2 separate regions of the Mus musculus genome follow, and region 2 is linked to region 1. The links are chromatin loops, found by intact Hi-C in ENCODE. Cell type or tissue: heart. All regions are shown on one strand. Each heading gives the region's core, and the rest is flanking DNA. Links, peaks and the distances in the headings are about the cores only. Region 1 holds the start of Prkx (protein kinase, X-linked). Region 2 overlaps Tbl1x (transducin (beta)-like 1 X-linked).

What was found. Hi-C counts contacts between places; a loop is a spot of excess contacts. Peaks named below come from ENCODE experiments on the same cell type or tissue, not always from the same donor. Only the 100,000 strongest peaks of a DNase experiment are listed, where the experiment ranks them.
Region 2: it touches region 1 in a loop (2.4-fold over the local background); 2 of 42 quality-filtered maps call a loop at or near these places.

The regions. Positions count from the first base shown.
Region 1 is chrX:77,794,200-77,799,579 of GRCm38, forward strand. It overlaps Prkx (protein kinase, X-linked), which reads right to left and starts at 1,740. Exons shown (of 9, transcript NM_016979.2): 1 at 1,349-1,740. The coding sequence starts at 1,505. In heart, for the core only: a CTCF peak has its summit at 2,925; DNase peaks (open chromatin) are centred at 1,302 and 1,832; H3K4me3 peaks cover 2,412 bases; H3K27ac peaks cover 1,845 bases.
Region 2 is chrX:77,652,513-77,657,892 of GRCm38, forward strand. Tbl1x (transducin (beta)-like 1 X-linked) reads left to right here. Exons shown (of 16, transcript NM_020601.2): 12 at 252-326; 13 at 702-829; 14 at 2,894-3,059. Among named protein-coding and RNA genes, the nearest start is that of Gm52447, 13 kb to the left of the region's middle. In heart, for the core only: no CTCF peak of the experiment used is centred there; no DNase peak of the experiment used is centred there.

The DNA of each region.
Region 1 (5,380 bases), core at 295-5,294:
CCTTGTTTTCAAAAACAAACAAACAGACAAACAAACAAACAAACACAAAAAAGGACGAAGAAGAAGGAAAGAAAAAAGGAAGGAAGGAGAGAAGAACCAGCTAAGGTGCCGAGATGGGGCGTGGAGGGAGAGGGCAAGGAAGACAGACAGAAAGAAAAGGGTGGAGAACCAGTTGAGGTGCCAAGTGCCTGTGAATGAGTCCCTGAAGTCTCAGCACTGGGAAAGCTAAGACAGGAGGATTGTCTGGCATCTCCAGTCAGCTTAGGCTATGCAGTGACTTTCAGGTCAATGTCTCAAACATATAGAGGGCAGTCCCCATTCCCAGCACCCCATAACCAATCTGTGGTGGAGTGGGGCTCGGTTCCCAGCACTCAGAAAGAGGGGGAGGCGGAGAATGTGTAGTTTAAGGTCATCCTGGCTACACAGTGATGGAAAGGCCAGCCTAGAATACAACATGATACATAAATAAACGACATTCATTCAAGCAGCTCAGTTTCCCTCAAAAGTCAATCAAAAGCCAAGATGCAGCGAGTGTCAGCCAGCCTCCAAGAGGGAACCAGGATCAAACTTGCAAGCCCTTTTACCCACACACATTTTTTTTTTAACATCTCACCTGCTCAGCTGAGAAAGTGTTTATTGCCCCTCATCCTGGTCCTGAACCCTGACTTGACTTCCACACCAGGGTGAACACAGAAGCCTCTAGAATCTCTGCTCACAGCTGATCGGAGGACGCCAATCCCTCCCTCTGTCCTTCCTCCATCCTCCCGGAACACTTTCCTAATCATCAACACACCAGGCACAACTGTCCTAGTGACCAAGTTTGCTGAGAAGCCCGGGACTCCTGGGCTTCAGACTTGAGAAGCTGGCGCCCATGATTCGCAAGATCCTAGCCTCCCTCCCCAGTACTCCGGCACGTTTGGGGATCTACCGGCTTCCCTAGCAACTTTCGGGGTCACGAGGGTACCAAGTTTGAGCCACTAAAGAAAAAACGAGACCCAGGCACACAATAGATGCTGGGAAAACGTCCCCGAAGGGTCCCTTGGGGGTCACGCGTCCCTTCGAGTCCCGCCAGGGGTCTACAGTGCGGAGGCTGGATGCGATCCCGAGAAATCCTGGGCATGAGCGGGTGCGCAAGCGCCAGGGAGGCCGGGCGTGGTGTCCCAAGGGTGGCTAGCACCCCAGTAGGGAGCCTCCGAGTCCCTAAGGTGAAGTCACCCTCCTGAAAGCTCTGTGACGTGGGGCTGCCCCGTTTCCGGAGGCCCAGTAATGAGAGTGTGGGAGACAGAAATCTGAGGGTCGCTCCCAAGCCGCGTCCCCACACATAAGTTCTTACTCAGTTCTCACTCACCCACGGTGGCTATGGTGTCCCAATCTTGTAACGAGTGCCCCGCCTTCTGTGACGATGTCCTGGGTTTGGGGTCCGCGGCGGGCGCCGAGACCTTGGTCTTCACGGGGTCATGGTCTGGATCTTTTACGGTCGCCGCGGCACCAGCGGGCGGCTCCATGGGGCGGGGGACGCACGGTGTGACAGCGGCGCAATGGCAGTCTGTGCATCAGCAGTGGGCTCGCACGGGTGTTCCGGAGCCCGCGGCCGAGAGGACAATGGAAGCAAACTCAGCGGGTCTCAGAGCGATGGGAGGGGCTCATGGAAGTCGCCCGAGGGCTCCACGGACGCGCGTGGGGTCCGCGGGACCGGAGCCAACCGCAACCCTCTTCATTCCCGGCGGAAGCCGGCTGGGCGGCGACCGGCTTGTGACGGCGGGGGAGTGGGGTGTCTGGATGACGCGAGGGGGAAGAGCCTTCATCTCGCTCCGCCTTGTTGCGTAACCGACGGGGAGGAGCCCGGCGTTGGCCCAACCCTGCCTATTGTTACTCACCCGCGGGGCCCACGCCCATGGGATGTACCTGCACCAAAGTAAAAGTAATGGAGGGGGCTGCACTGGGGCCACGGGGTCCAGCTTGACACACACACACGCACGCACACCATGGGTCTCTCTCTCTCTCTCTCTCTCTCTCTCTCACACACACACACACACACACACACACACACACACACACACACACACACACCGCATGCCTGGTTCCTCCCCCTTGGCAGGAAGCGGGAAGGAAGAGGTGCAGGAACTTCCGGCTGCTGCTTGGATATTTACCAGCAGAGCCTTAGCAGTGGGTAAAGGCACCAGAAGGAGTCCGGGTTGGGCAGGGTTTCTCGGTTTCTCCTTAATCTCAGGGGATTGAACTCCTGGTGTTCTGTAGTCCCCGAGTGCCGCCCTCCCGAAAGCCCGGGCTCTCAGTGGCCCTGCAGCACCTGCTGATCCTGAGCCCTGGGGCTCCTGAGTAGACCGGGTTTCCAGGGACTTGTTATGCGGCTTCAAACAGGCCTGGGCTCGTAGGCAGTGCTGAGAACTGGGTGCTTCACAGACCGCAGCCACCACCTGCAAGGTGAGGGCGGTGTTTCCCTGAGCCTGGAATGCAAAGAATGTGGTCTCCCGGCTGCTCAGTGCATGCTCACTGCACTGCACCGCTCCTAGCTTTGAGGCACTGGGTCCTAGAAGACACAGGGCCAATAGGGCCCCAAGTCAGGAATGAAGTGGGGACCATCCATTCGGAACCAGTTGCCCCGATGATGCCCGTAGGTGGCAAGTACACTGACCTTGGCAACAAGAAAGTCTGCTGGCTGCTTTATTTATTATTATTTTTTTTTATTGTTTCACATTGAGAACATTTTCTCATTCAATAAACACATGCTAGGACCTGATACTCCACTAGTCAGAATGCACAGAGCCTGCTATTATTTTGAGTTTGGTTACACTATGACAAAACTGTAGCCTGATCCCAGACCTTAGTAGACCCCCAGACTTTATACAGCTGACTCCATGATGGAAGTATCATTCAGGTTATAACACTCAAAATGAAGACAGCGCCACCTACCAAAACTAAAAGACTAGTCCATCAAAGCCCTTAGTTCTGGGAAAGTTTCTAAATCTACTAAGCTTGCATTTTGGTTTCTGTAGTTCCACTTCTGGCTAATTGTTCTTGTTAAAACATGTCAACCTAGAACATAGTTTCTGTTTTAAAAGCTCACCCTGAGAAAGGCTTAGGGTACACTTGGAACCCAAGTACCCAAATGTAGTCTCTGGCTGGCTAATAAAGAATTTCTATTGCCTCAAACCCATGTCCATGCAGTCTTTGGTAAACATCTCAACAACAAAAAGCATTTATTCAACTCTGCAAACATTGATCTTCTGATGAGACAGATACTCTATGAGAATGGGTGCTCTAGCAATTAGGATCTGAGTTCGAATCTCTAAGCCCACATGAAGCATATATACATGTGCCTAAGGCAGGAGGATGGCCAGAATTGTTCCAGTGTGCTCCTCTGCCCACCTTCTTCTGCATGTGCACATTACCACTCACCCTAGGGTCTGCCATTGCCCTAACAGGTATCATCCTCCAGAAACCCAGGGTGATGTCAGGCAGAGCACCCAGGGAGTGCTGCAGACTCAGTATCTAGGGCTGCTCCACTGTGACTGTGATTTCTCCTCCCCCTCATCACATAGTGGGTCTCTTTTTTCATGCTTTGCTCTCTGCAGTCTTGTTTTGTTCCCACATAGCCATCACTTAGTCCCCACAATCTTGTGGACTCAGGCCTCTTGAATTGGGTGCTCTGCTGACATCATGGGCTTGATGATTGCTGATCACATGGCTTCAGGGCCTCAGAGGGTGGAGCTGGGGGGGGTCACAGCACTTGCACATGCACCTGAAAGCAGCATGTGCTTTGGCCTGAAAAAAGGTCATGACCCTGTGCATTATTTATTGGCACCTCAAACTCTGACAGGCAGAGCTGGTTTGTTAAAAACCAACTGTCACTGATAACTGAAGTGAAACTGCCTCAGACACAGCACAAAGGATTCATGGTGGCAAGGAATCTGCTCCTAACAGGTAGAAATACAGAAAAATAAATGAAAGGAAACATGGGCAGTCAAAGGTTGGATATGGGGCTAGGGATGGGGCTCAGTAGGTAGAGTGCTTGTAGTTGAGTATTTGTGACTCATTGAGTAGAGTTCTTCTAGCTCAGAGGGTAGAGCACTGGGAGCTTGTTTGGTAGAGTATTAGACCCAGGATGGCCCAGAGTGAATGACATCCAAGATGACCCAGGGTGGATCAGATCTAAGATGGTGCAGGTTGGGTTGAATCTAAGGGTGGGATCCAAAATGGCACAGAGCAGGTGTGCTACAAGATGGTGCAGGCACTCTTAGGTAGCACACAATGTATGAGGCTTCCTTGTCAGGCCCCAGGGAGGGTTCTTTCAGTCCCTTCCAGATTCTGAGTGACTCATGAGTGGCCCCTTTTCTCCTCATGGGTGGATGGGTTTCTCTTCCCTATCAGTGATTTTCGGGAAAATGCTGCTGCTTTCTACCCTTTGTTCAGTTTCTATATTTGGCAGTGACATTGCAAGTGAGCTTCAGAGGGTTCTTGTTTTCAAATAAAAGTCATGTTCTTTTGCTGTTGGTCAGGGAGTTTGTCACAGCAACAGGCAAGAAATCGAAACACAAGCTACATCAGTGAGGCTGATGTCAAATGCAGGAGTTCTTCAGCCTCAGCTTCTTAAGTGAGGCTGAAGATTCTTAAGATTCCAGATGTGTGCTAGTACACCCACCTGGGTGCTATCTGAAAGCATTAAAAACATCGGGTCTGATGGCTGGGTCTGTAAAGGCACTTGCATCATGCCTAATGGCCTGAGTTCAGTCCTTGGACCCACAAAGCTAAGAGAACTGAACTGATGACTCCCTGCATGCTAGGTATGCACCCTACAAACTGAGCATACTAGCTGGTTTTGTGTGTCAACTTGACACAAGCTAGAGATATCACAGAGAAAGGAGCTTCAGTTGAGGCAATGCCTCCATGAGATCCAGCTGTAAGGCATTTTCTCAATTAGTGATCAAGAGGGGGAGGGCCCAGGTAGCCTTGGGTTCTATAAGAAAGCATGCTAAGCAAACCAGAGGAAGCAATCCAGTGCACAGCATCTTTCTTTGGCCTCTGCATCAGTTCCTGCCTCTAGGCTCCTGCCCTGTGTGTTCCAGTGCTGACTTCTTTTGGTGATGAGCAGCAGTGTGAAAGTGTAAGACGAATAAGCCCTTTCCTCCACAACTTGCTTCTTGGTGTTTTACTGCAGCAATAGAACACTAACTAAGACACTGAGCTACAAGCACATTACTCACTAATCTTCAAGCACCCTATCCACTGAGCTATTGAACACCTTATCCTAGTAGCTATAAGCATTTTTGCCACTGAGCTGTAAGCACTACCTAGTGAGTATAGCCTAGCTCCAAATAGCCTCGGAAAGGTGAGATACGAATCTTCTGTAGACTTAAAAACT
Region 2 (5,380 bases), core at 86-5,085, 140 kb before region 1:
TTTCCCTAAAGAAGTATGGATGAGAGTGTGGCTGTTCCTTTGTAATATATGGCAGTGTTTTTCATGAATGAAAAGCAAAGTGAGGAGAGCATACTCATGTGTGGGTTCTTGTGCTGTGGTCTTTGATATCCTATGAACTCTCAGAAGGGCCTCTGCACTGCAGCACTGGCAGCATGTCACTGCTCCTTGGTAGAGCCAGCCTTTCCCAAATGAAAGCTATGATTTCTTTCTGAAACTGTGCTCTCTTGCAGAATGAGGTCAATGCTATCAAATGGGATCCTTCTGGAATGTTACTAGCCTCCTGCTCTGATGACATGACATTAAAGGTAGTGTTGGTATCTAAAGGAATGAATTGCCTAATCCTAGACAAGGCCCTATACAGACACACAACCCATCCAACCATTATCATCTGGAACATTACTTTGGACTGTCTTTTCTCCATGACTTTCCTGGTCTCTAAACTTTGGTTCTTCCATGAGCTTTTGACATATTGAGGCCGAGGTTCCCACTGAGAGACCTTACGGCCTGTCCACCAGCATCCTTCCTCACAGTCACCTAGTGGACTCCTTGCTGGCTTTGTGAGCCTCTCCCATATCTACCACCTAAGGAGTGCTCCCTTAGGTGCAACAGAATGAAAGGTGCTGAGCCATTCTCAGTTAGGCCATAATATTAGTTCACACTGTTACCAATGCCTCTTCCAGATCTGGAGTATGAAGCAGGATGCATGTGTCCATGACCTCCAGGCTCACAGCAAAGAGATATATACCATCAAGTGGAGTCCCACAGGACCAGCCACCAGCAACCCGAACTCCAACATCATGTTAGCAAGGTAAAGCAGGGTAACCTCCCAGCTCTGAATCCTTCCTGAGCACAGCTTTGTTCTCTGCCTAGTGATTAACTCAAATCTAGAGACAGCAGTGTTGAAGTTCTTCCAAACTGAAAGAAAAATGGTGGTTCCCTTTGAATGGAGGCAAGAGGAAGTGTATCTCCTCCCTCCATATCCATGGAGATGGTTCCAGGAACCCCTTTGGACACCAAAGTTCATAGTTGTTTAATTTTGTTTGCCTACAACCTCTGAATACCTGCTTGTACGTTAAATCATGTCTAAATGACTTATAATATCCATAGAATAAGAATGCTGTACAGATAGTTTAGGTAACAATGTGAAGCAAAGGATCTGTATATGTTCAGTACAGTTGTGTGGGGGTGGAGGGTAGGGGTTGGTTTGGTTCTTTTCATTTTGAGACAGTCTGATTATGTAGCCCTGACTGACCGGGAACTTGTCATGTAAATCAGGCTAGATTAGAGCTATACCTTCCACTTCCACCAAAGTGCTAGGATTATAGGCCTGCCTAACATGCATTTTTTCCCTTCGCTCTCAATGGTTTCCTATTTGCAGTTTGATAAAACCATGAACCTAAGCAGCAGGGTGGGGGGATGGCTTAATCTAGTGAAAGTTTTTAGCACAAAGAAAGGAAGACAGTTTAGCTTGGAGCTCAGAGTTTGTTCTTAAGGCTCCATTCAGGGTTGCCTTACTAAGATTTTGACTAGAGATAAAAGATTCCCTGCCTCAGCCAAAGATAACCTGAATCTCTTAATATTGACTTAAAATGCCAGTCAACCAAGTCCCAGAACCAAAGTGCCAGAGATAGCTCATCCAAAACAAGTAACTCTGGGTTTTTTGTGTACGGATAGAGCCTATGGCCTTGTGCATGCTGGGCAAGTATGTACTCTGTCATCGAGTACCCTCTACCCCCACTCTTGGTAGTTTAATGAAAACATTAGACAGATGCACTAAGCCAGAATGATCGGAAAACCATGATATGGCCACTTGGAGTTTATATTCATGCACTGTGGTTGTTTAATCTGGATGAAACCAGACCCCAAAGGAATATTTGTTTTCCAAGAAGCAGTGGAGAGCTTGGTCTATGTTGTTTTAGAGGATTTTGGAGAAAGTAACAGGTAGGTAGTTCTCTTCTAAGGAAGGAAGCACCTAGTAGTAGAGTGAGCAGCCTTTTCTGGAAATTAAAAACAGCTTCGTAGAAAGTGTTCAATCCAAGGCTGCCTTCAAGAACAGATTATAAGTAGTTCTTGGGTATACATCACTTGCCTGGCATACACATCACCACCAGAAACTGAAATGAAAAGGAGCCTAAGTCACACACAAAAGTAATCTAAACACTGAGTGGCTAAACTAGAAGAACCCCAAGGTCTTAACTCTCCTTTTTTAATTATTATCCAAACACCTAGTTACACATAGTTGTCCTGGAATCACACGGTACATACCAGGAACAGATAGGCATTATCCTCTAGCTCACAAGAAAAAAAGGACACACTGAGCCTTGTGATACCCTGTGGATAAACAAAAAGCCAGGTGATGACAGCCCTTTGATATGTGCTGTTTTTTTTTTAATTCTAAAAATAATTAAACTTTGTAGTCCTTGCCAATGTAATTGCATATGCACATGTTCATGCACATGTAGGTTTAGAATTTCTCATGTATAAATGCATCTCACTCAATTTGTCTTTATTTTTTCCAGTCATGGCTGGGTGGACTTAGTTATTCAAGTGGAAGTATAAAACAATGATGGTGTTTTAGAAAAGTTGGTTGAATGGTCTACAAAGCATTTTGTGATAAGAAATATGGAACTGGAGAAAGAAGTGTGAGCACAGTGGTAAAGTGGGAAAATCTGACTTGGCTTGTGCAAGGTCCTGGGTTTTGCCTGGGGGCAGCTTTACTTTTTTCTGGAGAGAAAGGCTTAATAGGATATTCTCTTAAAACAAGTTCAAGTATGTTTCAAATACAATGGAAAGACAGTTCACATGAGATACATCATAGAGATTTTGAAAAACCAACTTATTTCAGTGGTTGTTTTTTCTGTCATCTTTCTAGTGCTTCATTTGACTCTACGGTTCGACTGTGGGATGTGGAGCGAGGTGTTTGCATCCACACTCTGACCAAGCATCAGGAGCCTGTCTATAGTGTAGCGTTCAGCCCCGACGGGAAGTATTTGGCCAGTGGATCTTTTGACAAGTGTGTCCATATCTGGAATACTCAGGTAATGTCTTGACTTCTGGCTGAATCCTTCCTGAAAGCCACGCTCTCAGGTCCTGGACTGTCAGGAGGGCTGGGGAATGAGTTATCTCAGATAGCCTCCCTGTGGAGATTGCAGGTTCTGTGTGGTCTGCTCTGTGGACCCCAATGATATAGGGTCTTCCCCACTTACAATCCTGGAGTGTATCCTCTAGACTCTTTCCATCTGACCTTAAGCCAGAACTTCAGCTTGTCGTCTTCGGAGCATTCTCCCTTAGAGAAACCACTATCTTCAGTTGTCTTATCCTGGCAGGGACCACCTATGTCACACTGAAGGAAAAACATTACCTAGTACTGTCTGTCACTTTAGAAATGCTGCCCTTTGTGGAAAGGTCCTGTGGGTTTTCATAAAACTTTTCCAGGGGGACACTGTGGGACAACCAACTTCACACACACACACACACCCCGTCCACTGTGGAGCAACTTGGAGCACAAAGGAATACAAGGCTTGGAGTTTCCACATTTGCAAATATCTCATTTGTTTAATACAGGATCTGTGAGTACTGGATTGTCATTTCAGCAGGGATTGAAAAGGGGAGGGGTTAGAGTCAGTATGTCCACTGCGGGAATCTCTGGCCTTACATGAATAAGCAAATTCTGAATATCAAGAGTAGAAATGGATGAGAACTAGTGTGGTAGACTGAGGGTGGGGGAAGTTCTTTATTTTCTTTTTGGTGCTGGGGATAGAACCTAGTGCCTTGCAGGTGGTCTGCCCTGAGCTACATTTCAGCCCTTGGTTATCATTCCAGTTTAAAAAAAATAGTTTGGCTATGTTACTGAAAATAGGTAAGGAATCAATTTGGCCTCAGGAAAGATCCAGTGCTTCACATTCATGTAATTCACCTTTCTCATTTCTTTTTTGGTTGGTCAACATTTAGAAGGATTTGAATTCTTAAGTTCATGCTCCCTTGTGTCAAGAGAGGCAATACATAAGTCATGCTCTAGGATCCCAGGCTTTTCAGGGACATACCCTCAAATTTGGCAACATATCTCTGGGGTGTGCCTAGGTATAGAAGCCTGTCATCCTAGGACTGGATCAGGAGGAATTGAAGCCAGCCTGGCCTGTGTTACCAAGAAGTAAAACAGAACAAAAAGTAGAAACATACATAGGATGACTTACTCATATAGAGAGAATAGATTTTGCTAGTGGTAATTCACCTTGATGGTGCCAAGAGGATGAAAACACAGGTGCCTCTATGGAGCCCAATTCACTTCTATAAGATGGCATAGCATATTTTTACTAGGTGATTCACAACACCCAGTACAATACAGTGTGACTATTAAGGAATACTGGTTAGACTTTTTTGGGTTTCTTTTTTCCTCCCCCTAACCTCTTTCTTTCTTTTTTTTTTTTTTTAATACTGGCAATTGAATCCAGGGTCCTAGAATTCACTTTGTATAGCCCACGTTGGCTTCAAACTTGGAATCCTTTCCCAGCTTTTGGAGTAGCTGGGATTGCAAGCCTGTTTCACTGAAACTTGAATTATTATACAGTGAGTGTGTGTGTGTGTGTGTGTGTGTGTGTGTGTGTGTGTGTGTGTGTGTTTTGAGAGGATGCTGAAACAGTTGAAAGTTATTAGATTCATATTGAAGGGAGCAGTGAGTTATTTTGAGACATCTAAAGAGCCTGTTTTAATCCTTTTGTTATAAACATATATAATACTGTTGGCCTGATGTTCTTCATAGTCACAATGTATACTACACTTTGTTTTTCTATGTAAATACAAACTAATATTTATCTAAATGCATTTTGCTTTGCTAATGCTTTCTATAGCTGGATAATGGTAAATATATATTTTATAACAAGTAAATATATGTATGACAAGGACACTTTATTGCTATGGGTAAGAAGTGATGAGTAGGTGGCTGACACTGGTTAGGGACTGTATTAGTCAAGGTTCTTTAGAGGAATACAACAGATAGAATACATCTATATCAAAAGGATGTTTGTAAGAATAACTTACAGGCCATGGTCTGGCTATTCCAACAATGGTTGTCTGGTCACAAAAGAAGGGCCAAGAATCTGGTAGTTTTAAAGTTCACAAAGCTGTATGTCTCAACTGGTCTTCAGTATACATTAGAATCCTAAAAATGTAGGCTCTAGTCCTATTAGCCAAGTCATGTCTTAGCAGCAGGATAGATGAACTTGCTGGTGAAACTGAAAGCAAGCAGGCCAACAGCAAAAGCTTCCTTCTGTGTCTTTTTATGTGAGCTGCCACTAGAAAGTATGGCCTAGATTTAAGGTGGGTCTTCCCAGTTTAAAGTTTAAATGATCGAATCAAGAAA